Linked DNA regions of Homo sapiens: all the other regions are linked to region 2. Evidence: chromatin loops called from intact Hi-C (ENCODE). Cell type or tissue: PC-3. All regions are shown on one strand. Links, peaks and the distances in the headings refer to the core of each region. The heading gives the core; the rest is flanking DNA. Region 1 overlaps TXNDC16 (thioredoxin domain containing 16). Region 2 has its middle 10 kb from the start of FERMT2. Region 3 overlaps DDHD1 (DDHD domain containing 1). Region 4 overlaps LOC105370500 (a long non-coding RNA gene). Region 5 has its middle 72 kb from the start of FERMT2.

Region 1 (6,526 bases), core at 907-5,906, 490 kb after region 2:
CCCCCAAATATATTTTCCAAATAGATTTCTCTTCTTAAGAACACTGATTATTCAGGTTTGGTTGTTTAACATAATCCCAAATTCTTGGAGGCTTTGTTCATATTTTCTTATTTTTTTCTTTGTCTTTGTTGCATTGGGTTAATTCGAAGACCTTGTCTTCAAGCTCTGAAATTCTTTCTTCTGCTTGTTTGATTCTATTGCTGAGACTTTCCAGAGCATTTTGCATTTCTATAAGTGCGTCTATTGTTTCCTGAGGGTTTGATTGATTTTTATTTATGCTATCTATTTCATTGAATATTTCTCCCTTTACTTCTTGCATAATTTTTTTTCAGTTTCCTTACATTGGGCTTTGCCTTTCTCTGGCACCTCCCTGATTAGCTTAATAACTAACCTTCTGAATTCTTTTTCAGGTAGATCAGGGATTTCTTCTTGGTTTGGATCCATTGCTGGAGAGCTAGTGTGATTTTTTTGCGGGGGTGAGTTAAAGAATCTTGCTTTGTCATATTACCAGAGTTGGTTTTCTGGTTCCTTCTCATGTGGGTAGGCTCTGTCAGAGGGAAGGTCTAGGGCTCAAGGCTGTTGTTCAGTTCCTTTTGTCCCACAGAGTGTTCCCTTGATGTAGTACTCTTTCCCTTTTCCTAGGGATGTGGCTTCCTGAGAGCCGAGCTGTAGTGATTGTTATCCCCCTTCTGGATCTAGCCACCCAGCAAGTCTACCAGGCTCCAGGCTGGTACTTGGGGTTGTCTACACAGAGTCCTGTGGTGTCAACCATCTGTGGGTCTCTCAGCCATGGATACTGGCACCTGTTCTAGTGGAGGTGGCAGAAGGGCTAAATGGACTCTGTGAGGGTCCTTAGCTTTGGTTGATTAATGCACTATTTTTGTGCTGGTTTACCTCCTGCTGGGAGATGGCACTTTCAAGAGAGCATTGGCTTGAAAGTGCATTGGTATCGGGAGGAACAGGCAGTAGGCAGGACCCTATAACTCCCAAGAGTATATGCCCTTTGTCTTCAGTTACCAGGGTGGGTAGTGAAGGACCATTAGATGGGGGCAGGGCTAGGCGTGTCTGAGCTCAGATTCTACTTGGGCAGGTCTTGCTGCGTCTGCTGTGGGGGATGAGGGTGAGGGTCCCAGGTCAATGGAGTTATGTTCCTAAGAGGATTATGGCTGTCTTTGCTGTGTCATGCAGGTTGTCAGGGAAGTGGAGGAAAGCCGGCAGTCACAGGCCTCACCCAGCTCCCACACAACCCAAAGGGCCAGTCTCACTTCCACTGTGCCCCCACTCAACAGCACCAAGTCTGTTTCCAGGCAGTGGGTGACCAGGGCTGAGAACCTGCCCCAGGCTACCTGCCTCCCAGCTGCAAAAATAAGTAGGGCTTTCTTTCTTCCCCAGCCTGTGGAGTCTGCACGCTGGATTCATGCCCTCCCCCGAGTTCTGGCCAGGAGACTCTTCGATTGGTTCAAATTGTTACAAATTTCAGGGGGAGGTTTCCTTTTCTCTGTGGCCTTCTCTGAGTGCCTCTGGTAGCCCTCCTCAAGGACCCCTTGTGAGGTGAGGCACAAATGGCTTGGTAGGGGACCCAGCTAGTCCACAGGGATTTTCCTGCTGCTTCCTTTACCCGTGTATTTCGCTTTCGCTCAGCTCTCTAAATTGACTAAGCTCCAGATAAGGTCAGAATCTTCTCCCGTAATCTAGACCTTTAGGTTCCCCGGTGGTGGGGTGTGTGTTCAGGGGTGGACGATCTGCCTTTCCCACTTCCACAGTTTGAGCACTCACAGTATTTGGGGTGTCTCCCAGGTCCTGCAGGTGCAATCACTTCCTTCAGAGGGTCTGTGGGTTCTTTTGGCTTTCCTAATGTATTGCTGCAGTTTTGGAGCAAAAGTTCATGAGGCGAGCCTCCACACGCTGTTCTGTCTGTCCCCGTTCCTTTTATTTCCCAACCACATTTGATCTAACTTTTGATTATTACTGAGTGAGGGGATAATGAAGTCTGTAGACACTGTGATCTGTAATTTTTTTTTTTTTTTGAGATGGAGTTTCACTCTTGTCGCCCAGGCTGGAGTGCAATGGCATGATCTCAGCTCACTGCAACCTCCGCCTCCTGGGTTCAAGTGATTCTCCTGCCTCAGCCTCCCGAGTAGCTAGGATTACAGGTGTGCACCACCGTGCTTGGCTAGTTTTTGTATTTTTAGTAGAGACAGCGTCCAGGCTGGTCTCAAACTGCTGACCTCAGGTAATCCACCTGCCTCAGCCTCCCACAGTGCTGGGAATATAGGCATGAGCCACTGCGCCCAGCCTCTAATCATTTTTTTAAAAAGCAGATCCTCTTACTTGCTTTCACATTTTCCTTTATGCAAGGCAAGTTGCAATCTATGGACAAATTTAAGTTTTCTTCTTTTAGATTCTCTAGCCTTATTGGCAAATAATTAGAAGAAAAGCAAAGGAGGAGAAAATATAAATCATAATGAAGTAGTGATTGGATAATGTTCCTCAAGAATATGATTAATTATCCCTCTCTCCACCCCATTTAATTAGACACCAGATGAAAATGGAAAAATATTTCCTTGCATTCTTTTCTATTAATGACCAAATGAAGAGACTACCTGCCCCCTCAATGCAAGGGCTCAGAGTTGTATGTGTTTGTAGAATAAAAAAGTAGTTAAGCAACCCAGGACTTGTTTTCCTTTTCATTCACTATGTTCTTTATGAATAACAATTTTTTTTGGTAATCAGATATCAGATAAATGGACTATTTTGGAAGTTCAGGGAACTTAATGTAGAAATGCATTGCATAGGTAATTACAATGTTTTGTGTCTATGTTGAAGCCTATACTATAACTTTATAAGTTAGGAAAATATAATACCTTGGGCATTTAGTCCTATCATCTGTCTTTCTGACAGATCTGACTTTGTGGGAAAAAGCCATTTGTTATCTCTTAGTCGAAGACAATGAAGAATGTTTTTTACTCTGTCACAAGGTGGCAGCAAATGTCAAAATTTTATACTTACATAATACCTGTATCTAAGATAATCTGTTTTTTCTTTTAAGTTAGGAACCTATTTGAAATTACTGCATTGATAAAGTATATGGGATGTAATACTGTAGGCACCTTAGAATACTAGACTATTCCAACTGAAACATGAGTAAATATTGGAACCATTTTACAGGAATTGATAACTTCAGTATAAGTAGTTATATAACTTTTAGTGATATATATCAGTATTACTTTTCTGGTTTTAAAGATAACATCAAAGTTTTCCATTTCAACTGTAGGGAAAAAGGAATAATCACAGTTTTAGCAGTAGTAGACATGCTGAGGATGCTTATTGAAAGGAAAGAACTGCAGCTGGAAGAGCACTATATTCCATACTTGGGTGGCAAAATATGTAACGTGGCACTTTGTATAAACAAGCATCACCAGATGTTTATTGATGAAATCAAAGCAGCAGCGTTGTCTGGGGTATATACCCTGGGGTTCGTTGTCGCGCACCAGGAAAATTTAGAACACGGACACACACAAGTTGTTTAGGAGCAGAGGTTCAATAGAGAGGAGAGAAAGAGAAACAGCTTCCTCTATAGAGGAAGGCATCTCCAAGTGGAAAGGACTGGCTGGCAGCGAATGTGTCGAGTTTTATAGTCTAGTTTGAGAAGGTGGTGTCTGATTTACATAGGGCTCATAGATTGCTTCAGTCAGGTATGATATTTACATAGTGGCATAGGGAAGTCTGGTCGCCCCACCTTAATCTTCTTATACAAATGGTCTTTCCAGTTGTCTGGGGCCATCTTGTCTGCTCCTTACAGCACACATGGCTGGCAGAGAAGGGAAGACAGAGCGGCCATCTTGGAAACGTCTAGTCCTTAGTTCCTGCCGGTACGTGCACCCTTGCAGCTTGCAGGCTGCTCTTTGTTAGAAAAAGATTTGGGGCTGCTTTTCACTAAAAAGAAAAACCTTACCGAGGACTCCCCATACCCTTGCTATCTGCCTAAGTGATTTCTTCTTCACTCCTATATCAAAATGATTAAAATAAAGGATAAGAGAACTTTGATAGGAAGTCACTTAGCAGGTCTGATTTGGGAAGAAATAAGGGTTTATATTTGTTTATATGCTCATACAAAATTCAAGTATTAATATCCTTTAATGTAAGAATTTAAAATTTGTGAAGAAATATCAGTGTACATTCTACACATTTTTACTGGGTACATACTGTGTAACAGACATTGTGCAAGGCAGTGGGATATAGTGGTGATAAGACAGACTTAAGGCCGGGCGCGGTGGCTCACGCCTGTGATCCCAGCACTTTGGAAGGCTGAGGCAGGCAGATCACGAGGTCAGATCAGGACCATCCTAGGGCTAACATGGTGAAACCCTGTCTCTACTAAAGATAGAAAAAATTAGCCGGGCATGGTGTCACGTGCCTGTCGTCCCAGCTACTCGGGAGGCTGAGGCAGGAGAATCGCCTGAACTCGGGAGAGGAAGGTTGCAGTGAGCCGAGATCACGCCACTGCACTCCAGCCTGGGCAACAAGAGCAAGACTACATCTCAAATATACAAAAGCAAAAAAAAAAAAGACAGACTAAATCTTGCCTATATTATCAGATTGTTAACACTAAATCTAAAGTGATAAGTTATTACATCTATGAGAAGTAATCAAGAATCTTTGAAAATATACAAATTAATTTCAGTATTAAAAACATTTGGTGATAAAATATTAAAATACCACATTCACAATTTTAATCATATGATGAAGTAACATTTAGGCTATATCCTAAATTGATACACAAAGATTCCTTCTTTGATCTAGTATGATACTAAATTTTATCTTTTATTAGAATTTATTCTTTCGAGTTGTATGGTGCTTATTTTATTTAGTGTTTGATCTCTTTCCACACAGTGATTTATAATATTTTAGAGAACTTTACACGTTTTATTATAGAGCAAGTAGGAATTTCTGCTTGAGATTCTACTGTGTGTTTTCTTAGGCTGAAAAGAAATTATAATGTTTAGACAGGATAGGTATCTGAAGTCCTGGATGAGTTTCACATGTGTCATTTATTCACATGCATATTTAAGGTACTGCAGGTGCTGGAAAATCAATGATAAATAAACAGACATAGTCCCTGCTCTCAAGGAGTTGTCTTGGTAGAGACAGACGTTGATCAGATAATGAATAGTATATAATTACATAAGGAGATAAGGAAAAGAGCATGGTTCTATAATAGCATATGTCAAGGGAACCTGATGTAGATCACTGTGTCAGAGAAGGCTAGTCCTTGAAGTTGTACACGGTAAGAAAGATTTAATTCTGCAAAAGGTTGGTGGGGGTAAGCTGGTACCAAAATATTTGAGTTTTGAAAAGATATCTCTAGCATTAGTGTAGACACACTGAATTCAAAGAGGCGAATTAGAAGCCTATTGTAGTTATCCAGGAGGAACGACAACTTGAGTAGTGGCAGTAAAGAGAAATGGACAGTAATTAGATATATTAAAAATTCAGGTGGTAAAATTGAAAGAACATGCTGATTAATCAATAGGCATGAAGGGCCTTGGGAATGGAGAGGTATGAAAGATGATGCTTTGTTTTTTGAGTTGCACAAGAGCAGCAACGTTCACCAACAAACAGAAAAGAAACCATATATGGTTTTAGACTTGTTGAGTTTGAGGAGGTTTCCGTTCAAAGGAAAACAGAGAAGGTAGTAAGGATATATGGGTCTGGAACTTCAAGGAGTTTGGGCCAAAGACATAAATTTAGGATTCATTAGATTGTCTATGGTTATTGAGGTTGTGTAGGACAGGAGTGAAGAAAAACAAGAGAAGGCAGCTTAAGCTGAGCCTTGAGGGACCTCCAACTCTACTGGCTGAAGAGCCTGCAAAAGGGAACAAAAAGGAGAAGCTAGAAAGGAAGGGAAAAGGCCAACAGGGAATGGTGTTGCAAAGATCAAGGGAAGAGAGTGTTTAAGCAGGAGTGTTTCATGCTGAGAGGTTAAAATAAGAATGGGATAGAAAAATACTGAAGATCCTAAGCAAATGCATTTTCTACAATTAGTAATTACAAATGTGCATTTTCCTTTTATTTAGGCACATCTACTATGCTTCTTACTAGAATAAACTGTGCAGATTGGTCTGATGTATGTACTAAGCAAAATGTTACTGAATTTCCTATCATAAAGATGTACAAGAAAGGCGAGAACCCAGTATCTTATGCTGGAATGTTAGGAACCGAAGATCTCCTAAAATTTATCCAGCTGTAAGTATTCAGCTTCATTATAAGATCTCTGAATGTTTAGGTCTTTAGAAGTTCTAATTCTCAGACTTTGCTAACACTTAAAATAGGTTAAGGAAGATACTAGAATTGAGATCACAAAATGAATATTTATGAAAGTCTGTGTACATTTCAACACTTTTCGGGAGATAGCAATTTTGTTTAATGAGTCTGATTTTCTTTAAGAATAATATTTAATTTTCTATATTTTGTAAGATATTATCCTATGTAATATATTGTTTGCTATGTTTAGTATGCTTTTTTT
Region 2 (6,526 bases), core at 801-5,800:
GATGAAGACAAATATGCTGTATTAGTCCGTTTTCACACTGCTATAAAGAAATACTTGAGACTGGGTAATTTATAAAGAAAAGAGCTTCAATTAATTCATAGTTCCACATGGCTGGGAAGCCTCAGGAAACTTAAAATCATGGCAGAAGGGGAAGCAAATACATCCTTCTTCACATGGTGTCAGGAGAGAGAGTGAGTGCAAGCAGGGGAAATGCCAGGCACTTATAATACCATCAGATCTCATGAAAACTCATTCCCCATCACGAGAACAGCATGGGGAAAACTGCCCCCTTGATCCAATCACTTCCCTCCCTGGACACATGGGGATTACAATTTCAGATGAGATTTGGGTGGGGACACAGAGCCAAACAATATCATAAGCTAACAAACAAATGTGATAATTTTGAATTCTTGGTAAGTTTTATAGGAGAACAAAAGCAAATGAGGAAATAGAAAGTAATGGGGTGGTGGGGATGCAGTGTGGTAAAGGCTACTACAGACTGCCTGGCCAGGAAAAGCCTTGCTGAGGGATGATACTGGGGCTGAGAAACATAGAGCCACAAGAAGAGGCAGGGAAAAGCCTGGGGGCCAAGGGAATGGTATGTGCTAAGATAGAAAAGTAAGGAGTCCTGAATGACTGGATACAGTGAGCAAGAGGTCAGCAAGGTAGACGGTCCAGATCCTGTGAGGCCTTTCAAGCCATGATAAGGAGTTTGGATTCTATTCTAAGTGTGATGGAAAGCTACTGATGTTATTAAGAGAAGAGTAAATGTTGTGATTTACAGATTTAAAGGATCACTCTGGCTGCTGTGTAGTGAAATGGATTGGAAGGGGAAAGATCAGAGAGGCCACTTAGGAGGCTACTGAATAAATAATATAAGTGAGAAGACAGTAGCTAAGATTAGGGTGGGGTGGTGGAGGTGGAGAAAAGTGGAACAATTTGGGATCTGTTTTAGAGACAGACCAACAGGATGTAGTGTTAAACTAGTCATTGCAGACTGGCAGTAAAGGAAAGTGGAAAATCAAGGTTGACTCCTAGTTTGTAAGTTGAGCAAATGGGTTGAATGGTGATATTATCTGATGGGATGAAAAATACTGGGGCAGAAGTAGATATTGGAGGAAAAGTCCAGAGTCTCACACTGCACATTTTAGTTTGAAGTGCCTACTACACATGGATCTACAGGTCTGGAGCTTCAAGCACAGGTCTGGGCTAGAGGTTTGGAAATCATCAACAGAGAGATAGTATTTTAAGCCTCAAGGTATGAGGAGATCAGCTGGAGAGAGAATGTATGTAGAGAAGAAAAGAGGTACTATAGCATGCTGACTTCAGAGATCAGCTAGAGGATGAGCCAGCAAGAAAGCAAGGAAGTCTGAAAAATGAGAAAAGAGAGGTAGAGGAAAAGCTCAAAGACGGCAATGTCCAGACTCCAAGAGGAGTGTGTGTTCAGAAAGAGAGAGTGGGCAAGCGGCTGAGAGAATTCGAAGAAAAGGATGGAAAGGGCACCATTTCTTATGCCACATGAGGATTATTGGTGACATTAAAAAACTGACTCAGTGGACTGATAGAAACAGAGGTATTGGGGAGGAAAAATAATTTTCCCTCAACCCCTCGTAGTTCTTAGCTGGGATGCCTATAACAAAAGACAGATTAACAAAAGAAAAACAAACAATTTAATTAATGCATACAGCACACATCATCTGGGAGAAATTTCAATGAAAAGTAACTCAGATCAATGGCTTATACAGCATATACAGCATCTTCAACAAAGAACAATACATTTGTAGAGAACAGACAAAGAAAAGCAATTTTAGACTTCTAAGGAAAGTTAAATATATTGGAGGAAACTAACAGATAAAATTTGTTTGCAAATCACTCTGGTGCCATGTTTGGGTTGGTAAGAGTCTAGAGTGGTCTCCAGCAAAGGAGAATTTATAGCCTGTCTTTAGGCAGAAAAGGAGGTTGGATAAAGAGAGCTTTTCCTCTACTGCATCTTAATTGCCTTTAGCTCAAAAATAATTTTTATGTCAAAGAGGCAGTTTTGATTCATACAGATGTGAAAAAAAGAAGCATATTTTGAGGTGACATGTTTTCTTCAGATGCAAATGTGGGGGTGAGTTTTAAAGTAATCGAAAATTGAGAAAGCAAAGCTATTACATACAGGCCTTTCATTTGAGTGGTTTTGTGTTTAAAGGAACACAGAAGTAAAAATATAGGGAGATATGTGATCGAGAGGGACTTGTTTCTTTATGTATCTAAATGGAAGATAGTAGAGTCTGTTTATATGGTGAAGGAAATTATATGGAACCTAAAAATGAAGAGTTATCTTTTTTTTTTTTTTGACACAGGGTCTCACTCTGTCACCCAGGCTGGAGTACAGTGGTGCAATTACGGCTCACTGCAGCCTCGACCTCCCAGACTCAGACTCAAGTGATCCTCCCATTGCAGCATCCCAGGTAGCTAGGACAACATGTGCATGCTACCATGGCCGGCTAAGTTTTAAAAATTTTTTATAGGTTGGGGGGGTCTCCTCATGTTGCCTAGGCTGGTTTTGAACTCCTGGGCTCAAGCAATCCACCTGACTTGGCTTCTCAAAGTGCTGGGATTACAGGCCTAAGCCACCACCCCTGGTCAAGAGTGTATCTTTTAATAGGTGTAGGGACACATTTTCATTTGTTTACTAAGTTCTTGTATTTGTTTTGCTTTATTTTAGAGATAGCATCTTGCTCTGTTGCCCAGGCTGGTCTGAACTCCTGGCCTCAAGTGATCCTTGCATCGTGGCCTCCCAAGCCAAAGCACTGGGATAGAGGCATGAGCCATCACACCCGGCCTAAATTCTCCCTTTTATTTTCTTTCTTTCTTTCTTTCTTTCTTTTTTTTTTTTTTTTTTTTTTTGAGACAGAGTCTCACTCTGTTACTCAGGCTAGAGTACAGTGACACGATCACAGCTCACTGCAGCTTTCACTTCCTGGGCTCAAGCAATCCTCCCACCTTGGCCTCCCAGGTAGCTGGGACTACAGGGGAACACCACCATGCCCAGCTAATTTTTTGCATTTTTGGTGGAGACGGGGTCTTACCATGTTGGCCAGGCTGATCTCAAACTCCTGGATGCCAGTGGTCCACCCCCTCACCCCGCCCCAGCCACCCGGCCTCCCAAAGTGCTGGGATTACAGGCTTAAGAGCCACTGCACCGAGCCTAAATTCTTAATGAATTATTTGTTGAATTTAGTTCAAGAGAGAAGAAAGGTTTATACAGTGACACCTCCCAGGCACCAGATGGCAATGTTCAGCTGCTGTTCTGTTCCCTGTCACCTGAGAGCACCCTCTCAAGAGCTAGTAGATAACATGCACTTCTGTCCTTCCAAGGTGGACTGAGTTGGCCCTAGGGCAGTTGAAATTTTAGATGACTTTCTGGTTTGGCTCTTTTAGTGGAATTGCAACTCCTGGGAAAGAACAGAGGGTTTATGCATTTAAAGAGGACATTGTGTTACAAAGGACAAAGGGTAGGGAACATTTCTCAGAATGGGTTTGAGAGTCAGCAGTTTACCTGCCACCCAAAACTAGGAGGAACCAGCTAGACAATAAATAACACTAAAAATCAGGGAGAAGCCTACATGTTTATTAACAAGGAAACACTGATCCATCATTGTAGGATGAAGGCAGCTGTGAGGACTGGATTCTTGGCCTGTGGATTTCCAGTGACTCTCACAGGTGGCAGCAGCACTTCTAGGCTGGCAAATGCACTTCTGTGCTGTCACCGCTGGTTTCTCTATGGCCTCTGACTCTCTGCCCTAGTTATACTGAAACTAATCTCAATCACATCCTTCCTTTCTTACATCCTGGCCCAGATCTGACCTGGGAAGGGCTTCCATCCGATCAGCACAATAACTCAAGCAGCCCCACCCTCTCGTTGACTAATATTGACAGTATTTGTTTAAATACATTTGTGATCAACTTACTCTAGCCTCTTGGGCCTTTCTACTTTTATAAGATGGTTAAAGCCTTCCAACAACCCAATCTTGAAAATTGATGTGTATTTCTTCTAGCTTGGCAGGGCTTTTCCTATTTCCTCCTGGATATTTGGAATTATCCCAATGAAGAATCTTTTAAACAAATATTTCCTCTTATATTCTCTTTTTCTTTTTTTTTCCTTTGTTCTTCCTGATAACCACAAATCAATCTAAATCCCCCTTACGTTTTTCATAGTCTTTACTCGTGCTTAGGTCTTCTTTGCTTTGAAAAGTGTCTTTGTTTCTGGTGCACCTCCAAATTACCATCTTATTTCTTGCTTTTCTTTCCCTGGCAAACCTCCCTTTATCTTCTTTAACTCTTGGAAATCTGTTTTCCATCAGCTTTAGAATTGTCCTCTGCAAGGTTAAGAGTAACTTTTGCCAGTCACTATTTTCCTGAACTTTTCTATGTCATTTGATACTGTTGACCAACCTTTCTTTCTTCAAATAGTTTTTCTTTCTTCTTTTTTTTTTTTTTGGCTCACCTAACTAATCTGATTCTTTTCTCAGCTCTGATCCTTTCTTCTCTGTTACCTTAGATAACTCTTCTTCCTACTTCTGCCTGTGGGGAACAGCGACCCAAGGGGCAGCCTCATTTGGGGACTCTGAGCCATTCATTAGGGCTCACTTCTGTGTTAATGACTTCTCTGTGTGATCTGATCGTCTCACAAGACTGCCAGCCTTCTTTATCTAATTGTCCTTTAAACATTTCCACTGAATGTGATGCTTTCACCCCAAGTTCAGTATTACTTTTTAAAAACTCTTCATCTTTACCTGGCTCCCTGAAATCATCTCCTTTAAACTTCCATTTCCCTGTCCAGGAGTACCCCTGTTATTCCAGTCACCTCAGCATAAAAACTTTGAAGCATTTATGACCATCTTTTTTTTAGACCTAGGTTTTAGTCCCAGATCTTCCACATACCAGCTGTGTGGCTTATTTAGGACAAGTTGTATAACCAGATAACCGATCTGTCCATCAGTGAACTCACATTAAATAAGGATAGTAATAAAAACTAAGGGTTATTGTAAGGAACATTTAAAGTGACTTGACAGTGCCTGGAACATCAAAAATGCTCAGAAACTTTTTGTTAATACTATTTTTGAAATCCCCTGCATCCTCCACCCCCTATTATTTATCTTACCAACCAAAGGTTTTTTTCTTACATCTAAGTTATGAACAGATTCCGAACCAACCTTTCAGATTCCAGTCCCTAGCTCTTTCAAACCATCATGCATGTTTTTACCAGATTAATCTTACTTGAACATTGCTTTCATAATATTACTACCACACATCAACATTTTTTTTTTTTTTGAGATAGCGTCTTGCTCTGTCACCCAGGCTGGAGTGCAGTGGCACGATCTTGGCTCACTGCAACCTCTGCCTCCCAGGTTCAAGGGATTCTCCTGCCTCAGCCTCCCCAGTAGCTGGGATTACAGACGCATGCCAACACACCAGGCTAATTTTTGTATTTTTAGTAGAGAAGGGGTTTCACCATGTTGGCCAGGTTGGTCTCGAACTCCTGACCTTGTGATCCACCCACCTCAGCCTCCCAAAGTGCTGGGATTGCATAAGCCACCGCGCCTGGCCCACAAACCAATTTTTAAATGGCTCCTCTTTTTTTTTTTTTTTAAACCACAGAGTCTAAACTTCTGTCCTTCCTGGTTTGGCTTCACTCTGTGGCCACCAACCCCAAGCATCTCCTTAGCATTTATTCCTTTCTTCTCCTGGCTGGTGAGCATTCCATACTCACTTCTGCCTCGTGATTTTCCCATGCTAATTGTCTTGATAGGCCTAACTCCATCTACTCCTTTGTCTGCTTAGCTTTATCGTCTTCAGAAAACATATCATGACTTCGTTAATCAGCTTCTTACAGAGTCTAGACTATCACAGTCCTCAAAATGGATCTGTACTTCACAATTTAGCCTTTTATTTTTGCTCCCTTTTTTCCCTTCTGATTTCTTTATTACTTTATTATTATATAATTCACATACCATAAAATTCAACGTTTTCAAGGATACATGTCAGTAGTTTATAGCAGCAGTCCCCAACCATTTTGGCACCAGGGACCGTTTCGTAGATGACAATTTTTCCACAGACTGAGGTGCAGCAGGGTGGGGTGGGGGAATGGTTAGGGGATGAAACCGTTCCATCTCAGATCATCAGGCATTAGATTCTCATAACAAGCGTGCAACCTAGATCCCTTACATGTGCAGTTCACAATAGGGTTTGCATGCCTATAAGAATTTAATGCTGCTGCTGATCTGACAGGAGGTGGAGCTCAGGCAGTAATGTTCATTCGCCCGCCACTCACCTCCTGCTGTGCAGCCCAGTTCCTAGCAGGCCACGTACTGCTACCGGTCTGTGGCCCAGGAGTTGGGGACCCCTGGTTTATAGTATATTCATAGAGTTGTGCAGACATCACCACTATCTAATTTCAGATCATTTTTATCACCCTCAAAATAAACATTGCACGTATTAGTAGTACTTCCCATTCTTTCCTCACCACCCTCCCCGCTGC
Region 3 (5,000 bases), core at 1-5,000, 94 kb before region 2:
CTCATGCCTGTAATCCCAGCACTTTGGGAGGCCAAGGCAGGCAGACTGCCTGAGCTCAAGTTCGAGACTAGCCTGGGCAACATGGTGAAACTCCATCTCTACTAAAATACAAAAAATTAGCTGGGCACGGCTGTAATCCCAGCTACTCGGGAGGCTGAGGCAATAGAATTGCTTGAACCTGGGAGGCAGAGGTTGCGGTTAGCCGAGATTGTGCCACTGCACTCCAGCCTGGGCAATAGAGCGAGACTCTGTCTCCAAAAAGTAAAAATCTGTCTAAGACATCTTACAAGGTGCCATCGAATTAATGAAAACACTTCATTTATCTGATTATTAAACGTGTGTTTTGGTTAATTTAGGGCTCATGAGATAAAGTACCTTAGAGATGGTCTGGTTATGTTGCACCTGTAATACAAGAGTGTAATGTAAAAATATTATTCCCAGACAGTTAGTACAAGAGACAGGAGTCTACTGGACTTTCAAACCTTAACCAATTGTAATACCAGTAACCTAGAAACCATAAATCTTAAAAATCCTGCTCTAAATACTTTTTTAATCTAAAGTATGCTACAATATTGGAATGTATTTTGTAGACTCTCTGAAAAATGAAAATATTCAAATACTGAACATCAAAATAAAACTTTATTATAGCCTAATAGAATTGTAAGATGTTGGATTTTTCTATTCTCTATTATGTTTATGCTGTAAATATTTTTTTTAATGGAAGCACTCCAAGAACCTTGCATCCTGTTAAACAGTGTAATGCCAAGTAAGATTTTCAGACAAGAAAAATGCCCCCTTAATACTTCTTTGGGACAAGGCTGGTTTAACTAAATATTAAACTATTTTAAATAGCATTTATTCTCTGAAAAAATAGCTTCATATAATTGTGGAAAGTCTTTTAAAGGATCCTTTTAGCTAGTACCAAATAAATATAACATTGACTAACCATTCGAATTTTAGAAAATCTCTCATATGTTAAAGACTTACAACTGCCATATTAACTTCACTGAACTGGAAGTTTAATATAAGATTCAAATACAAACTGCACAATCCTGGGCAAGTTATTTCTGAGATTGTATCTTATCTGTATGATGTAGATGATAATATTTTGCCTTCTAGGATTGTTAGGATTAAGTAAAATATATATACACCCAGCTAGACAATAAGCATTTCATTAACATATACTCATTTTATTCATTGTCTCGTAACTTGAAAGTGAATTTCAGTTCATAGGTCTGCTCTGAGCCCTGTCCTTTGTATAACTTAAACTTTGTTGTAACTTTAAAGGAGGATTCCAAACTCTTAAATTTTTATTATTCATTTTATAGTTTTTCTGTGATTTTTAAAAAAATTAATACTTTGTTAAATAGTTTACGTCAGAACGGTGCAAGGCAGTTTTTACAAATGTTATCTGTTCTTTCTCACATCTCTGTAAGAGAGGAAGTGTTACCTCCTTTCTACAGCTCAGGAAACTCAGGGCTCCGAGACCTAGTGACTTAACAAGCATCATGCAATTAATAAGTGACAGAGGCTGGGCGCAGTGGCTCTCTATTATCCCAACCCTTTGGGAGGCTGAGGTGGGAGGATTGCCTGAGCCCAGGAGTTTGAGACCAGCCTGGGCACCAAGGCGAGACCCCATCTCCATCTTAAAAAATAAAATTTTCTAAAAATGTAAATTAAAAAATAAGTGATAGAAACCAGAATATGAATTTGGGGGATTCTGATGCCGTATCCATTGCCTTTTCTGCTGTCTCATTGCTACTTCACATCAGACAGATGCTCTTATGCTGGCATCTGATTTATGCTGTTACTGTATCAATCTATTTTAAAACAGAGCTTAAATAGAGCTCCTAAAATATTAAAAATTGGCCTTATTTGCTGTTTCCCAGGATTACCATCTACTACTTCAACTTTGCTCCTAAGACTAAAATAAATCTAATTGTTACATATCAGAACATAATAAAAATATTTCTCTGAAAAACTAATTGATAGACACTATTAGCCTAGACTGTTTTTCATAATCTCATCATTAGATCAAGTGCATATTAACAGTGAACAAATAGAAATACATGTTTGAAATAGCTATTGTTTTTTAATTAAATTCCTTCTCGGAGGTTTACTTAACATGCAGTAGAGTAAGAACAGTTTACTAAAATCCAAGCATTGTGATTTAACACTGTGTTTCTTTGAATTTTTTTTTTTAAATCAAGGCTTATAGATTAGAACCATTAATACTGAAACACTACAGCAACATTTCACCTGTCCAGATCCACTGGTACAATACTTCAAATCCTTTACCTTATGAACATATGAAGCCAAGCTTTCTCAACCCAGCTAAAGAACCTACCTCAGTTTCAGAGAATGAAGGCATTTCAACCATACCAAGCCCTGTGACCTCACCAGTTTTGTCCCGCCGACACTATGGAGAATCTATAACAAATATAGGCAAAGCAAGCATATTAGGTAATTTCTCTTATGTATTCCTTATCTATGCATATAAGCACTTTCCTAGACATAAGTTTGGGGGACTAGAAGTATTCTATGTATTAGGAAACTCCCAGCAGTTAATCCCTGTGTCTAGAATTAACTACCCTCCCAATGTTCATATTTGAGGCCCAAAAAGCTCTAAAGTTCTCTGATTAGATCAGATCTTATAGTTTTAGAATATAAGATAGCTGGATGGACCAGAAAAAGCTGTTATGAGAATCAAGTCCCTCATTTTAATCTTGGTCCTACCACTTGCTGTGAGATCTTGAGTAAATAATATAGTTTTTAATGCTCTACTTGCTCATCTGTGAAATGAGAAAGCACTTGTGTCAGAGGGTGCTCCCTGTCAACCAGTTCTCTGATCTATTCTAAAAGTCTCTCAAACTGTGTGATTCCTGAGGGCAACAAGGATGTTTAATTTTTCTTTGAATGATCTCCAGTACTGGCACAATGTTTGCTGTATCACTGGAACTCGATTATGTGGTATTTGAATCTGTCCATTGCCTTTGGTTACAAGTTGCCTTAATGTAAAATACCACAAGGTGGCACTATAAATAGGCTTTATCTCCTGGACTCATTGGCTGTTTTACTTTCTCATGTTAATACATTGTTTATTGATGGCTTTTTCTTACATGTCCATTTAAATTCAGTAGTAAGTATATCAATAGTAAATCTATACTCATGTCAATGGCATGGTTCTTTTATCAAAGACTTTAATCTTGCCAAATATTTTAATAAACCATGATCACTTGAATAAAATAGAATCTTTATTCCTTTGTTTATATATTCCTGTGTTATATTCCTAGAGCTTATACAACTCTCATTCTATTCACCATTTTTATTTAGAAACCTGCAATATAAATTATAATTTTCTTATGTTCCCACCCTGGAAAAACATGACTAGGGTTTGGTCCCTCTGCCAGTTGGCTATAATTATGGGTGGTGCTCTTTAGCTTAGAGTGTGGTGTGATTCAACAGAATGACTACCCTGCTTTGTGAAATACAGGGGCTGCTAGCATTGGAAAGGGACTTGGAGGAATGTTGTTCTCAAGATTTGGACGTTCATCTACAACACAGTCATCTGAAACATCAAAAGACTCAATGGAAGATGAGAAGAAGCCAGTTGCCTCACCTTCTGCTACCACCGTAGGGACACAGACCCTTCCACATAGCAGTTCTGGCTTCCTCGATTCTGCATGTTAGTTCATACATTATTTCCTTAAGTTGATACTGTATCTTTTTAAAACTTGGGGAGGGCAGGGAGGTATAAAATATTAATACTAGCTAGTCAACTCTAAGATCTAAAGTGTGCCTTAACTTTGAAAGAAAAAAATGCTTTCCTTCTGCTTATATTTTTAAGAATAATTTCCAGGAAAATGCAGTTTTACTTTCTGCATTGATGAATTAATAGAATATTAGTAATTAGGGCCTTGTGGCACAAGGTCTTAACCATCAAGCATAAAACAAATCTCTTTAGGGTAAGTACCCCCTGAAGTTTATAAAGTAGATTTTTACTAATGTGATCTTCTCAGTCTCAAAAATCGTGTAATTATTGCTTTAGATCTATGCTGTATCTGGTCTTGAGACTTTAAAAACTGCTATACCAAAGTCATCCTACTTCTATTCAAAGCTTAGAAATTTTATTGGATCTGCTGAATGGCTTCCAATTCTATCCCAGCTACCTAGTGTAAAGCAGATATTGAAAAAATGAGTAAATAAATGGATAGTTATGTTGGACTTAGCATTATATGGATCTTTAAGCTTTCTCCGGTGGACTTAGAAAGTTTGAAATGTTGAGTAGTTGTGAAACACGAATACACTTAGTATATATTTACTTCCAAGAGTCTGAACTTGAACATTATTTTTAGGTGTCTAGTAAAATAAAACTAAAACGTCAAGTCCTATTTTTTCATTGACACCTATAATGAAATATAAATTCTGAAACTAGCTACTCCTTTTCTGTAACTATAGCAGGGAGAAAACTTTTCTTTCTCTAGAAATTTTTAAACAGATTTTATTTGTTACTTAGAGTATTGTGTTCTTACTGTGTCTGCTACTCTAAATTGTAAAATGATGGCATTCATTGCCATCCATCCTTAGAAAGTTCAGGTGTGACACTCCTAGAGGCTGAATAATTCTTCCACAGTCAACTCCACTCCAGGATGAATTATTAATAGGGTTGAACATTCCTACTTGGGCCAACAGCATTTTTAATTTAATTATATCTGTGCCAGACTCTGGACACTGAAAATTTTATAATTGCAAGTCTGGAAAATTCTTTTTTAGACTTTGATATTTGCATTAAATATATTTTACCTTCTATAAGAGTTCTCATACTATTTCTGACTTGTTTCCTTTTCTACTTAATATCAAAAATGTGATTGTGAAAATACAAAATTCTGTCGTGACATGCAGATGTCAAGAAAACTCTAACTGCTGAAGAAAATTAATTTCAAAGAATTTTGTAAGGTAGCAGGTAAAAAGTCATGGTTCTCTGTAATGTCATTAATGTG
Region 4 (6,526 bases), core at 795-5,794, 140 kb after region 2:
TATTATTTTTTGAGATTTAGTCTCACTCTGTCACCCAGGCTGGAGTGCAGAGTGCAATGGTGAGATCTCAGCTCACTGCAACCTCTGCTTCCCAGGTTCAAGTGATTCTCCTGCCTCAGCCTCCTCCCGAGTAGCTAGGATTACAGGCGCACACCACCATGCCCAGCTAATTTTTGTTTTTTTTTGTTTGTTTGTTTTTGAGATGGAGTCTCAGTCTGTCGCCCAGGCTGGAGTGCAGTGGCACGATCTCAGCTCACTGCAACCTCTGTCACTCGGGTTCAAGCAATTCTCCTGCCTCAGTCTCCCAAGTAGCTGGGATTACAGGTGCCTGCCACTGCACCTGGCTAATTTTTTTTTTTTTTTTTTTTTAAGTAGAGATGGAGTTTCACCATCTCGGCCAGGCTGGTCTTGAACTCCTGACCTTGTGATCCACCTGCTTTGGCCTCCCAAAGTGCTGGGATTACAGACGTGAGCCACTGTGCCCGGCCAATTTTTGTATTTTTAGTGGAGACAGGGTTTCACCATGTTGGCCAGGCTGGTCTTGAACTTCTGACCTCAAGTGATCCACCTGCCTCAGCCTCCCAAAGTGCTGAGATTACAGGCGTGAGCCACTGCGCCCAGCCCCATCTTAATTTTATAGGCAAAGAAACTGAGCATAAATAATTTGCCATTGTGGAAATGTGGATGGTGAAAGAAAAATATATTAAAACAAACATTTTTTAAAAAATTGTCAAATATCACACAAATAGTTAGTGCCAGATGGAAATGCTAAACTGTTACTTCCTAACTGTCCTTCTAACCAATCTCTAGGACACATGTGAAGGTCTCTTGCAGTGTAATTCTAGACTTTTTCACTACTTACACTGAATATGCATTTTATGATTTTCATCATTAAGAAGACAATCTGAATTTTAAAAAGAAGTTTCAGATGAACCAATATTTTCTCCTCCAAAAATGAATGAATGTTTTAAGTTTAGTATTGAGAGCTAGCAAGAGTCTAGTTTAAGTTGAGAGTCTTTTTAGTAACCGGTTTTAGGATAAACTAAGGAGAAGCTAACAAGACATCTGAATGTGTGAGCTTCACATTAGAGCACTTGATGAGTTATCATGCATACAATTAAGTTGTAATAATTGAGTCAATAATAAAAAAAAAAATCATAAAATAAGGCCAGGTGCAGTGACTCATGCACTTAGGGAGGCCAAGGCAGGAGGGTTGCTTGAGCCCAGGAGTTTGAGACCAGCATGGGCAACATGGCAAAACCCTGCCTCTACAAAAATACAAAAATTAGCTGGGCATGGCAGCACTCGCCTGTATTCCCAGCTACTGGGGAGGCTGAAGTGAGAGGATCGCTTGAGCTGGGGAGACTGAGGCTGCAGTGAGCTGAGATCGCACCACTGCACTCCAGCCTGGGCGACAGAGTAAGACCCTGTCTCAAAAAAAAAAAAAAAAAAAAAAATTCATAGAATAAAATGAATGAGGGAGAGGGAAAACCCTGAAGAAGAAAAGTGGATAATATATATATTCAGGGAGATTTGTTTAGACATGATTATTCACTGCTGTCTAAAATAAACTTTAGATTTTAGGGTTTTGAAGTTTTCTCAATCATAATCAAAGAGCGAAAAGGGAAAGCCAGTGAGACATAATGATTCTGACTCTAGGAAATGAAGCTGTGTGTAGCATTTCCTTCTCATTCTCACTGCCAGTCTAAGGGAGGAGAACGGGAAAGCTGAAAAACTCTCAGCCGCAGATGATTGAATGACAAGTTTCAGAATGATGGGTTTCAAAATCACTCCAAATGCTACTTATTTCATTTTAAAAATAACATTTTTTCTGTCTATAAAGTACTATTTATACTTCATAGAAAACTCGAAAAATAAAAGAAAGCTGAAAGAAGTAATAACTCATACTCTTCATATTCAGATAACCTTTGTTAATATTTGAATGTTTTTCATTCTTTTTCTCCAAATACTGTAATATTTTTATACAGCTAATACCATGCTAATAGATTTTAGTCTCCTAATTTAGGATAGTATTATGAATATTTTCCTATGTCATTTAAAATTATTTGCAAAAAGTTTGTAAATGGCTGTGAGATATCATAACCATACCCTAATTTATGTAATGATTTTCTTATTTACAAGTACCATATGTAATGATGTAGTCAATATCTTTGCACATAAGTTTTCCATATTTCTGTTTATTTCCTACGAGAGCAGACTAGAAGTTGAACTACTACGTCAGAGTTTGAAGAATTTAAGGTTCTTGATAACATCTGTCAGATTAACTTTCAGAATATTGTACTAATTTATGCTCCTACTGCCCGTGGGTGAAATGCCTGTCTTACCACTGACTCAGCATCTCTGAAAGATGACCACTTTATGGACATTTTTGCTCATCTGAAAGGGACAAGGGGAGACCGTGTTGCTATTCTAGTTTTTGATTCTTAGTGATTTTGAATAGATTTTCATGTAAGTATTACCAATTTTTATTTCCTTTTCAGCAAGTTATCTGTGTTCTTTAACCATTGGGAGTTTCTTTGGTAAAGTAATTTAGATGTACACATAATGATAGTCCATTATCTGTCATTACTATCTATTTTCATCTTAATTTGGAGAATCATTCTCTTTTAGAACTTTCTTTTTTTCTTTTTTTTTTTTGAGATGGAGTCTCGCTCTGTTGCCCAGGCTGGAGTGCAGTGGCACGATCTCGGCTCACTGCAAGCTCTGCCTTCCAGGTTCACGCCATTCTCCTGCCTCAGCCTCCCAAGTGGCTGGGACTACAGGTGCCTGCCCCACACCCAGCTAATTTTTTTTGTATTTTTAGTAGAGACGGGGTTTCACCGTGTTAGCCAGAATGGCCTCGATCTCCTGACCTCATGATCCGCCCACCTTGGCCTCCCAAAGTGCTGGGATTACAGGCGTGAGCCACTGCGCCCGGCCTCTTTTAGAACTTTCTAAGAAAATGTCATAAATCAATAAAATAAAATTTTAAACTTGTCACAACTGTGTAATACTGCTTGCAATAACTTTGGAATGACAATACTTTTTGTAAAATGATTCGTACATTAAACACTTTACCGAAAAAAGGCTTTAATCCTGGCTCTGCCTCAAACCAGAATTTTTATCTTAAAACAAAATTTCAATGAATCTTAGTTTATCTGTAAAATAAGATGGTTAATCTTTGAGTCCATCCAATTTAAAAACTAGGCAACTTGTGCTCACAAAAAACGATACACAGCACCACCTAGAGGTAAAAAGGAATACTTTTGTACATTTTTCATTTATTAAAAATGATTTTTTAGCCTTAACAATACAATATTAAGTCAATATATTTTATACTTGCAGAAAGTGCCTGGGTAAATATATGAGAATTGTAATAGGTCTATCACATCGGATAAAACTTTTAGAATGAATGTCACAGTTGTCAGGCCTCTGAGCCCAAGCTAAGCCATCATATCCACTGTGACCTGCACTTATATATCCAGATGGCCTGAAGCAACTGAAGATCCACAAAAGAAGTGAAAATAGCTTTAACTGATGACATTCCACCATTGTGATTTGCTTCTGCCCCACCCTAACTGATCAATGTACTTTGTAATCTCCCCCACCCTTAAGAAGGTACTTTGTAATCTCCCCCACCCATAAGAAGCTTCTTTGTAATTCTCCCCACCCATAAGAAGGTTCTTTGTAATTCTCCCCACCCTTGAGAATGTACTTTGTGAGATCCACCCCCTGCCCACAAAACATTGCTCCTACCTCCACCACCTATCCCAAAACCTGTAAGAACTAATGATAATCCACCACCCTTTGCTGACTCTCTTTTCAGACTCAGCCCGCCTGCACCCAGGTGAAATAAACAGCCTTGTTGCTCACACAAAGTCTGTTTAGTGGTCTCTTCACACGGACGCGCGTGACAATAGTAGCTGTAAGAATTCTTAGCTCCTATATGAATCTAGGTCATTTTCTTTCCCCTATCATGACTTTTTCTTTTTTTTTGAGACAGAGTTTCATTCTTGTTGCCCAGGCTGGAGTGCAATGGCGCGGTCTCGGCTCACTGCAACCTCTGCCTCCCAGATACAAGCGATTCTCCTACAGGCACCTGTCACCATGCCCAACTAATTTTTGTATTTTTAGTAGAGACAGGGTTTCACCATGTTGGCCAGGCTGGTCTTGAACTCCTGACCTCAGGTGATCCACCCGCCTTGGCCTCCCAAAGTGCTGGGATTACAGGTGTGAGCCACCACGCCCAGCCTATCATGACTTTTTAGGGGATCAACTATTCTTTTTCACATTCCTTAGGAAAATCAGTAACACTCTCTTTTAAGTCTGATACTAAGGATCAAAGATGTCTACCTAATACTGTGATATATTGTATATACAATATATATTGGGTACACTGGATACATTCTTTACCCTGGGGGCTTTGTGGACTTGCTGAAACTATGGTCACAAAAACAGTTCCTCCATGGTTAGATACACAATGCCATTCTAGGGTTCAACTTCAGGGAAGGAATCCCTAAATTGGAAATGTGGCTAGCAACAGAAAATTCCAATGGTGGCACCCTGAATCTACTGGGACTTGAAGAAAAATGTAATCTCTGCAGAAGTGTGACATCTATAGCAAACGTCTGGTCATTGTTAACATCTGAATTATCACCACAGATTTTTTTCCACACCAATGTTAGCAATGGCTTCCTCCTTATTACCACTTTTGGAACTGTGCTTTTTATTTTATATTTATTTATTTAGAAACGGAGTCACACTTTGTCACCCGGGCTAGAGTGCAATGGCTGATCTCAGCTCCCTGCAACCTCCACCTCCCAGGGAACTGTGCTGTTTTAACTTGTAGTTTCCAAATTGTTCTGAGCGTGTTCTTCAGCTTCATCATGTTTTGCTTCCAATTAAATTGTAAACTCACCAAGTGAAACTGCATCTTCTAACTGTCCTGGCTCCACTGCCCACCACGCCCCTAGGTGTGCCATAATATGAACACTTACATGGACTAGGTGGCATTGCCTTGCTAGGAATTATGAAATACAACTCTTCGCCAACACGAAGGTGAATGTGCAAGGTTAAACGGAGTTCAGGCAAATAAACATTCAATATTTGTTGTGACAAAGTTCATGAACAGTGTTGCCTCAGATCTAAGTTTACCCTTGAGTGGTGTAACTTAGATTTAAAAGAAAAACAACAAAATCCTTTCTGAATCTTCCTCCAGTTTGTATGATCTCCAATTTCTAATTCATAGTTTGGGAATAGATTCTGTCTGGGAAATTGCATAATAACTTTTTTTTTTAAACAGGGAAGAGTAAAAAGAACTATTTTTTTTATCCAAGTTTTTATTTTGAAAAATTTCAAACATCCTTAAAATTTGGGAGAATAGAATAATGGGCACTCATAAACCCGCCACCTTCATCTGGCTATTAGTAACAGTCTTCTTTATCTATTTTTATTTCTGATCCCATTGAAAGTAAGTCACAGATATCATGACACTTTTTTCCTAATATTCCCTGAAGCATCATTTAAGAACAAGGATATTCTCCTTCATAACCCCAATGTCATTATCAAACCTAAGAAAATCAACAGTAATGCCCTATCTCATATCCAGCTTAAATCGAAATGTCTGTAATTGTCCCAATGATGTTCTTTATAGCTTTATTTATTTATTTTATGAGAGTGTCACTCTGTCACCCAGTTTTGAGTGCAGTGGCACGATCACAACTCACTGCAGTCTTGGCCTCCTGGGCTCGATTGATCCTCCCGCCTCAGCCTCCTGAGCAGCTGGGACCACAGGTGTGTTCCACCATGCCTGGCTAATTTTTGTATTTTTGTAGAGATGGGGTTTCACCATGTTGCCCAGGCTGGTCTCAAACTCCTACACTCAAGTGATCCTCCTGCCTTGGCCTCCCAAAGTGCTGGGATTACATATATGCGTGAGTCTTATTTTTTAAAATCAATGTTTAATCTAGATTTACACATCTCATATGGCTAGGCCATCTTTGAAACTCTCATTCATTGGGCACCTACCATGTCCCAAGCTACACAGGCCATCCTATTTATTTTCACAAAAAAATTTGAGATAGTTTTTGTTTTTACTTAAGATGGCGATAAAGTATCTACTTCTGGGTACTTTGATGTATTTTAGTTTTTTGTTGTTTGTCTTGTTTTGTTTTTGAGATGGAGTCTTGCTCTGTCACCCAGGCTGCAGTGCAGTGGCGTGATCTCAGCTCACTGCAACCTCCACCTCCTGGGTTCAAGCAATGCTCCTGCCTCAGCCTCCCAAGTAGCTAGGACTATAGGTGTGCACCACCACAACTGGCTATTTTTGTATTTTTAGTAGAGATGGGGTTTCACCATGTTGGCCAGGCTGGCCTTGAACTCCTGACCTCAGGTGATCCACCAGCCTCAGGTGATCCACCAGCCTCAGCCTCCCAAAGTGCTGGGATTACAGGCATGAGCCAATGTGCCCAACTATATTTTAGTTATTTACCATTACATTCACAGAGCTTATTAGCACAGAGCCTTG
Region 5 (6,526 bases), core at 877-5,876, 62 kb before region 2:
GGGAGGCCAAGGCAGGTGGATCACTTGAGCCCAGGAGTTTGAGACAAGCCTGAGCAACATGGCAAATCCCCATCTCTAAAAAAAAAAATTAAAAACTTAGCCAGGTATGGTGGCACACACCTGTAATCCCAGCTACTCGGGAGGCTGAGGTGGGAGGATCACCTGAGCCCGGAAAGTTGAGGCTGCACTGAGCAGAGGTCTTGCCACTGCACTCCAGCCTGGGCAACAGAGCAAGATCCTGTCTCAAAAAAAAAAAAAATATATATATATATATATATATGTATATATATAATATTTAAATTTTCACTTTGTTAATTTGGGCTCATCAGTTGAGAATCCAGTGATTTTGCCATCCAGTGAGCTTACATTTCCAGGTTTCTGCTGCTACACACTTTTTTAGATAGTCTTTTGTGCTTCTCCAGACTTAAAGAATTGCACAGGATAGGGTCAGAAGCAATCATTGTAACCAGGCTTTCCTCTGATTTAAAGAACATACATTAATCTTAAGGAAATGGCTAACCAACCAGCTATGGTCCTCTTAATTGCTGAATAACCCAGTACACAGACCTCCATCCTGCCACTTAAATAAGAGATATTAAGAAAAGTTTTGTCAGATCCTGTGACAGTTAATTTGATGTGTCACCTTGACTTGATCATGGAATGCCCAAATATCTGGTTAAATATGACTTCTGGGGTGTGCCTATGAGGGTATTTCCAGAAGAGATTTGCATTTGAATTGACAGACTGAGTAAAGGAAATTATTCTCCGCAATGTGAATGTGCACCATCCAATCCATTGAGGGCCTGAGTAGAGAAAACAAGGATTCACTCCCTCTGCCTGACTGCTTGAGCTGAGGCATTTATCTTCTCCTGCCCTCAGTACGCCTGGTTCCCAGGTCTTTAGATCCACAGTGGAATACACACCATTGGCTCTGTGGCTCTCAGGTCTTCAAACTATGCCACCAACCAGCTTTCATGGGTCACCAGCTTGCTTGGCAGCCTAATGTGGAAAGCAGATGAGCTACCCCAGGTTACACAAGGGTGGCTTGTGGTTCAGCTGTAACATCTGGTAATTTGACAAGTGTTTGTACCGTAAGAGTCAGTGTCAGGACCATTTATGACCTTCATAAGAGGCTTGAGGATGCTGCCTGTGAAATCAAACCACAGGGTATGTCTTGCCTTGGTATGTCACACAGGAAAGGCCCAGTACCACTCCTGTTTTCAAGACAAAGGGGAAAATTCCCTTCTAATGGCTTTACCTGAGCAAAGGACAGTCCTTGAGCTTCCCTGAAAGTTTTTCCATATCCAAGTAACTCACCAAGAGGAGAAGTAGAGTGACATTGTTTTCTTGGTGATAAATGCCGTATCTTGTCATAGATCTATTTTCCAGTCTTGGTCTACCAGCTTTTTGCAAGTACCTGTCATTCCTTGGCAGGAATTAAAATTAGTTCAGGTTTTTTTTTTTTTTTTTTTGAGACGGAGTCTTGCTCTGTCATCCAGGCTGAAGTACAGTGCCTCAATCTTGGCTCGCTGCAACCTCTGCCTCCTGGGTTCAAGCGATTCTCCTGCCTCAGCCTCCCAAGCAGCTGGGATCACAGGCATGCATCACCACGGCAGCTAATTTTTGTATTTTTAGTAGAGACAGGGTTTCACCATGTTGGCCAGGCTGGTCTCGAACTCCTGGCCTCAAGTCATCCGCCCACCTTGGCTTCCCAAAGTGCTGGGATTACAGGCATGAGCCATCGTGCCTGGCCTAGTTCAGGTTCTTTTGTGTGATCTAGATGTTGGACATAGACAGCAATCTGATTAACTAATATGCCAGGGTTTGGGAAACTGGTGTAGGAGGATGTCAGGTTTCTGCTTGGCCTATTGAGAAAACTGGAAGAGTTTATAAAAGCATAATAGAGTTTGGAAGAGAGCCCATAGCGGAGAGTCAGAGTGAAAACAGGATAGATAGAGACGCGCAATCTCCAGTCAGCCTTTAAATAAATGGCCAAAGAAAAGGAGTCTTCATTAAAAGGAAGAGGTATTTTTGTTTTTGTTTTGGAGTAAGGAGACATAATGGGGGAGAAAATCGGTGGAAGTGAAGTTTCTTAATGACCTTGGGAAAAAATTGTCTACTTCATGATGCTGTCTGCTTCCTGAGCCTGGGGATTAACCCTGGAAATCCTTACTTTAAGGTCACTTGCAGGGATGGTCTTCCAAATTGTCCTGAGAGTGCTGATCTGGGGTCTCTCAATTGTCCTAAGAGTGCTGACCTAGCTTAGCATGGCTTGCAGGAATCCATGAGGATTTTTATTTTATTTAGATAGCGGCATAAGTTGTTAGCAGTACTTCATAAGGTCCTTCCTAGCTAGGTAATGTCTTCTAAAAACCTTGATGTACATAGATCTCCTCGTCAAAAGAGATGGCAAGCATTGTCAGTTGGCAGAGGCTGGCTGTGTCATTTTTACCTGTTGATATGCTCCAAGTATACTTGTCAGTTCCTGTATATAACTAGTCATAGCATCGAATTGTTCACTTAAGTCTCCATAATGGTTCACTCAATTCAAGAATAGAAGGCTTAGAGATACCAGTAGGCATAGAACAACCAAGTATTGTTTCCAAAGGGGTAAATTCATGCCTTCTATTTCAAGTATTACAGGTTTTATGTATTTAGGGGAACGCTTCTGGCCATTTCAGTGCAGTCTCTTGATAGAATTTTCCTAAAATTTTTTGTTTCTACCTAGCCAATATTTTAATAATCCACAATATTAGCTGATTCATAAAAAGTGCTTTTACAACCTGTTACCATCTAAGATAATGCATCATACAATTTTCAAGAATGTGTTGATTTTGAGCCTCTGTTCTGTAGAATTCCCTGTGCTGCAGCCGGTACATGCTCCTTTTTGATGACTCCACATTTATTCTCACAGGCATTTGTCCTGGACTCTTCTGCTAATCAATGAACAAACAGTAAGTCATTCAGATGGGCCAGTAACTCACCACTTGTCTCCATATGAAGGTGAGGCTTCTGTTACTTGAAGACTTGATTAAGTAAGCGTGGGAGACTGTGCATGGTGGCTCACATGGGCATGTAATCCCAACAGTTTGGGAGGCCGAGGCAGCAAGAGTTCATGACCAGCCTGGGCAACATAACAAGACCCCCATCTGTATAAAAAACAAAATAATTAGCTGGGTGTGGTGGTACGTGCCTGTAGTCCTAATTATTGGGAGGCTGAGGTAGGAGGATCATTTGAGCCCAGGAGGTCAAAGTCACACCACTGCACTCCAGCCCGGGTGACAGAGCAAGACCCTATCTCTAAAAAATTTTTAAATAAAATCTTTTTTTAAAGATGTGGGGGAACTTATACTTTATCTGCTTTTTCTGGTGGACTGTGGTTCCCCCACCCCCACCAAGCACCAGCTGCCTCAGCTCCTAAAGCCCTCCCCACACCACACACAAGCTCATGCTCACTAGGGCAGTGAAAACAACCCAGTCCCTCCAATGCTTCTTTCCCCAAAGTCCTTTTTATGTCTAGCTTTTTCTGTTCCACTTGCCCTGAGGATAAGGGATGATCAGGGTATGAAATTTTAATGAGTATCCCAAAGTTTTTGCAAGCAAGTGGTTTATTTCTGCTATAAAATGAATTCCTTGGTCTGACTCAATTCATAAAGGAATGCCAAAACAAAGAATAATCTTATTCATTTATTCACCACTGTCGTGGCATCAGCACGTCTAGTCAGATGGCGTTCAGTCTATCCACTAAACATAGAAACAATAAGCAAACAGTGAGAATAGCCTAAAGCTGGAGGTAAATCTATGAAATCCACTTGGAGTGCCACAAGAGGCAATGTAGGCCTCAAGGACTTCCTGAGGAATATTGGTTTCCTACAGAAATTTGGTGAGATTTACAAGCAGTATGCTGGGAAATAATTCGGTCAGAAATTTTGTGGGTGCCAGGGCAGAACCAATTATAATTTTTTTTTTTTTTTTGGAGACGGAGTTTCGCTGTTGTTGCCCAGGCTGGAGTGCAATGGCACAATCTTGGCTCACTGCAACCTCCGCCTCCCGGTTCAAGCAATTCTCCTGCCTCAGCGTCCCAAGTAGCTGAGATTACAGGTGCCCGCCACCATTCTCAGCTAATTTTTTGCATTTTTAATAGAGATGGGGTTTTACCATGTTGGCCAGGCTGGTCTCGAACTCCTTACCTCAGGTGATCCACCCACCTCGGCCTCCCAAAGTGCGGGGATTACAGGCATGAGCCACCACACCTGGTGCCCATTTATCTTTTGGGTCCTTAACTATCCTCCATCTGCACATACATCCCATTTGATGGGAGACAAGTGCAAGCCAAAAGGCTGAAAGAATGGGGGCCATAGGAAATCCTTTTGGCCCAATGTATAATCCATCTGATCATTGTTTTGAATGCTTTTGTATCCATTTGTCTTTTCAGATCATGGAGCATCTGCCTGATAATCAATAGTATCAGCTAGAGATAAAGGCAGGTTTAGAAACTAGATATAAAAAAAAAAAGGTGGCACATTTTTGGCTGTGTATTTAGCAGCCTTGTCAGCCCTATTGTTCCCAAGAGATACAATACCAGACTCCTTAGTATGGGCTGAACAATAAGCAACAGTAATTTTAGTAGGGAGGAAAATAGCCTGTAATAGATCAACAATTATATGCCCATTGGCAATAGAAGCACCAGCAGAAGTTAAAAATTCAAGGCATTTCCAGATTATGCCAACAGTATGGCAGACTCCAAAGGCATATCTGGAGTCGGTGTAAAGAGTGGCCATTTTTTCTTTTGCCAGTGTGCAAACTTGAGTGACAGCTATCGGTTCAGCAGCTTGGGCTGATCTTACAATGAGCAAAGAGCACACCTCAAGTGTTTCATGTGGGAAAACTAGCCAGTTGTTATGTTTCCTTGGCAATTTCATCTACAAGAGCCATCACAAAACAGAAGTAAGTCTGGGTTGTCCAAAGGGGTAGCTAAGAGGTTTGCTCGTGGCTTTGAGACCATTTCTACAGTGTTAAGGCAATGATGAGAAATGGAGTGAAGCTCTTCATTAGCAGGGAGAGGTGGTAGAGTAGCTGGATTTAAAGTGTTACAGTGATGTAACGTGATGGAGGGATGGTTAACAGGGCTTTTCTGAAGTGGTCGGTCATCATGTAGAGAGGTGCTGTGTTTTATAAACTTATAAGAAAGCAGACAGACATAGTAGGGGGAACATAGAGGTAAATGGAGGATTCTAATATAAGAGTACCGCCTTTGCCAATTAGGGTGGCAGCTGCAGTAACTGCACACAGGCGTGAGGGCATACTTGCTACCATGGGGTCTAACTGACATGAGAAATATGCTACAGGACATATATGAGATCCAAAAAGTTGTCCTAGAATACCTGCAGCAATCTCATTATGTTTATGGCAATACAAGTGAAAAAGTTTGTCAAAATTAGGTAAGCCAAGGGCAGTGGGTACGAACAATGCTAATATTAAGGCTCAGAGGAGATCATCAGCATATGGCACAAGATTGGAGCCCTGGGTAAGGGCTAAAGAATCTAAGTGGGCTTTAAAGACCTGGGAAAGTATTAAGGGAGACTCACGATATCCCTGAGGTCTGTGAGTCTATGTTAATTGTCTCTCTTATATGTAAATGCAAAGAGAAATGTCTAGTCAGGGTGCAATGGAATCGAGCAGAGGTCAATTACTGTAAACCAGGCTGTGTCAGCAGGAATCAAGGTAAGAATGGTAGCTGGATTAGTGACTATGGGGTAGGGTAGAAAGGAATTACAAAGGAGTTGCTTTTGGCTCTTGGATCTTGTACAATTGGTTAGAAGTGATTCCCCCATCCCCCTTCCCACCCCCATCTGAATCAACTTTCTCTTCTTTCTTTCCCAGCAAGCTTGGGGTGCTACAGGGTAAAGAAATAAAGACACCACCACCCTGCTGTAAAAAGGAGTCGATTATATGTTTGATTCCTCACGTTGCATCTCATTAGAGAAGATTGTGGGCTACTGGTGGGAAAGGTTTGTTTCTTTCCCAGGCGATGTGTGCAGGCCCTGTGCTTAGTAGCAAGCCAGTGTCATTTGCATGTGAGGCCCAAGGACTAGTTCAGGCATCTTTTAAGACTGCATCCTCTTCAAAGGATTTTAAATTGAGATGGGTTTCCATTAAGGAAAGTAGAAAGTTTTAGGTTTGTTCTGAGGGCAGGAAAATAAAAACATCTTTCTCATTGCATTATATGCTTGCATTAAACTTGCATTAAAAATCTCTTCTGGAAAGATTTGCTGGTAAGGAGTCAGAAACCAGAAAAGCACAATGTTGAGAGGGCCTAAGAATATTGGGGTGGCCTAAGATATGGGCAGTGAAATAGGTTGCCCACAGACTCTGACAACTTAAACAGAATCAGAGGCGACAGGTAAAAATAAATCCTCTGGGTGTTACGGTAGAAGAAGTCAAACCAGTGTCAATTAAGAAATGCAGTTCCCAATCCTCTGCTTAAAGTTTAATGATGGGTTTGGGGGTGTGGTTGAGGATGAGC

What was found. Peaks named below come from ENCODE experiments on the same cell type or tissue, not always from the same donor. Only the 100,000 strongest peaks of a DNase experiment are listed, where the experiment ranks them.
Region 1: it touches region 2 in a loop (2.9-fold over the local background); 2 of 110 quality-filtered maps call a loop at or near these places.
Region 3: it touches region 2 in a loop (6-fold over the local background); 51 of 110 quality-filtered maps call a loop at or near these places.
Region 4: it touches region 2 in a loop (11-fold over the local background); 103 of 110 quality-filtered maps call a loop at or near these places.
Region 5: it touches region 2 in a loop (2.8-fold over the local background); 2 of 110 quality-filtered maps call a loop at or near these places.

What each region holds. Positions count from the first base shown.
Region 1 is chr14:52,470,232-52,476,757 of GRCh38, reverse strand. It overlaps TXNDC16 (thioredoxin domain containing 16), which reads left to right. Exons shown (of 21, transcript NM_020784.3): 15 at 6,078-6,246. Among named protein-coding and RNA genes, the nearest start is that of TXNDC16, 79 kb to the left of the region's middle. In PC-3, for the core only: CTCF peaks have their summits at 2,778 and 2,980 (motif pointing right); a DNase peak (open chromatin) is centred at 2,967.
Region 2 is chr14:52,958,059-52,964,584 of GRCh38, reverse strand. No RefSeq gene overlaps it. Among named protein-coding and RNA genes, the nearest start is that of FERMT2, 10 kb to the right of the region's middle. In PC-3, for the core only: a CTCF peak has its summit at 3,284 (motif pointing right); DNase peaks (open chromatin) are centred at 3,314 and 3,854; H3K4me3 peaks cover 746 bases; H3K27ac peaks cover 1,423 bases.
Region 3 is chr14:53,053,123-53,058,122 of GRCh38, reverse strand. DDHD1 (DDHD domain containing 1) reads left to right here. Exons shown (of 13, transcript NM_001160148.2): 10 at 2,211-2,463; 11 at 3,494-3,685. Among named protein-coding and RNA genes, the nearest start is that of DDHD1, 98 kb to the left of the region's middle. In PC-3, for the core only: CTCF peaks have their summits at 2,812 and 3,021 (motif pointing right); a DNase peak (open chromatin) is centred at 3,022.
Region 4 is chr14:52,820,471-52,826,996 of GRCh38, reverse strand. The region is part of intron 1 of LOC105370500 (a long non-coding RNA gene); the gene reads right to left. Among named protein-coding and RNA genes, the nearest start is that of GNPNAT1, 32 kb to the right of the region's middle. In PC-3, for the core only: a CTCF peak has its summit at 3,227 (motif pointing left); no DNase peak of the experiment used is centred there.
Region 5 is chr14:53,019,910-53,026,435 of GRCh38, reverse strand. No RefSeq gene overlaps it. Among named protein-coding and RNA genes, the nearest start is that of FERMT2, 72 kb to the right of the region's middle. In PC-3, for the core only: no CTCF peak of the experiment used is centred there; a DNase peak (open chromatin) is centred at 3,645; H3K27ac peaks cover 635 bases.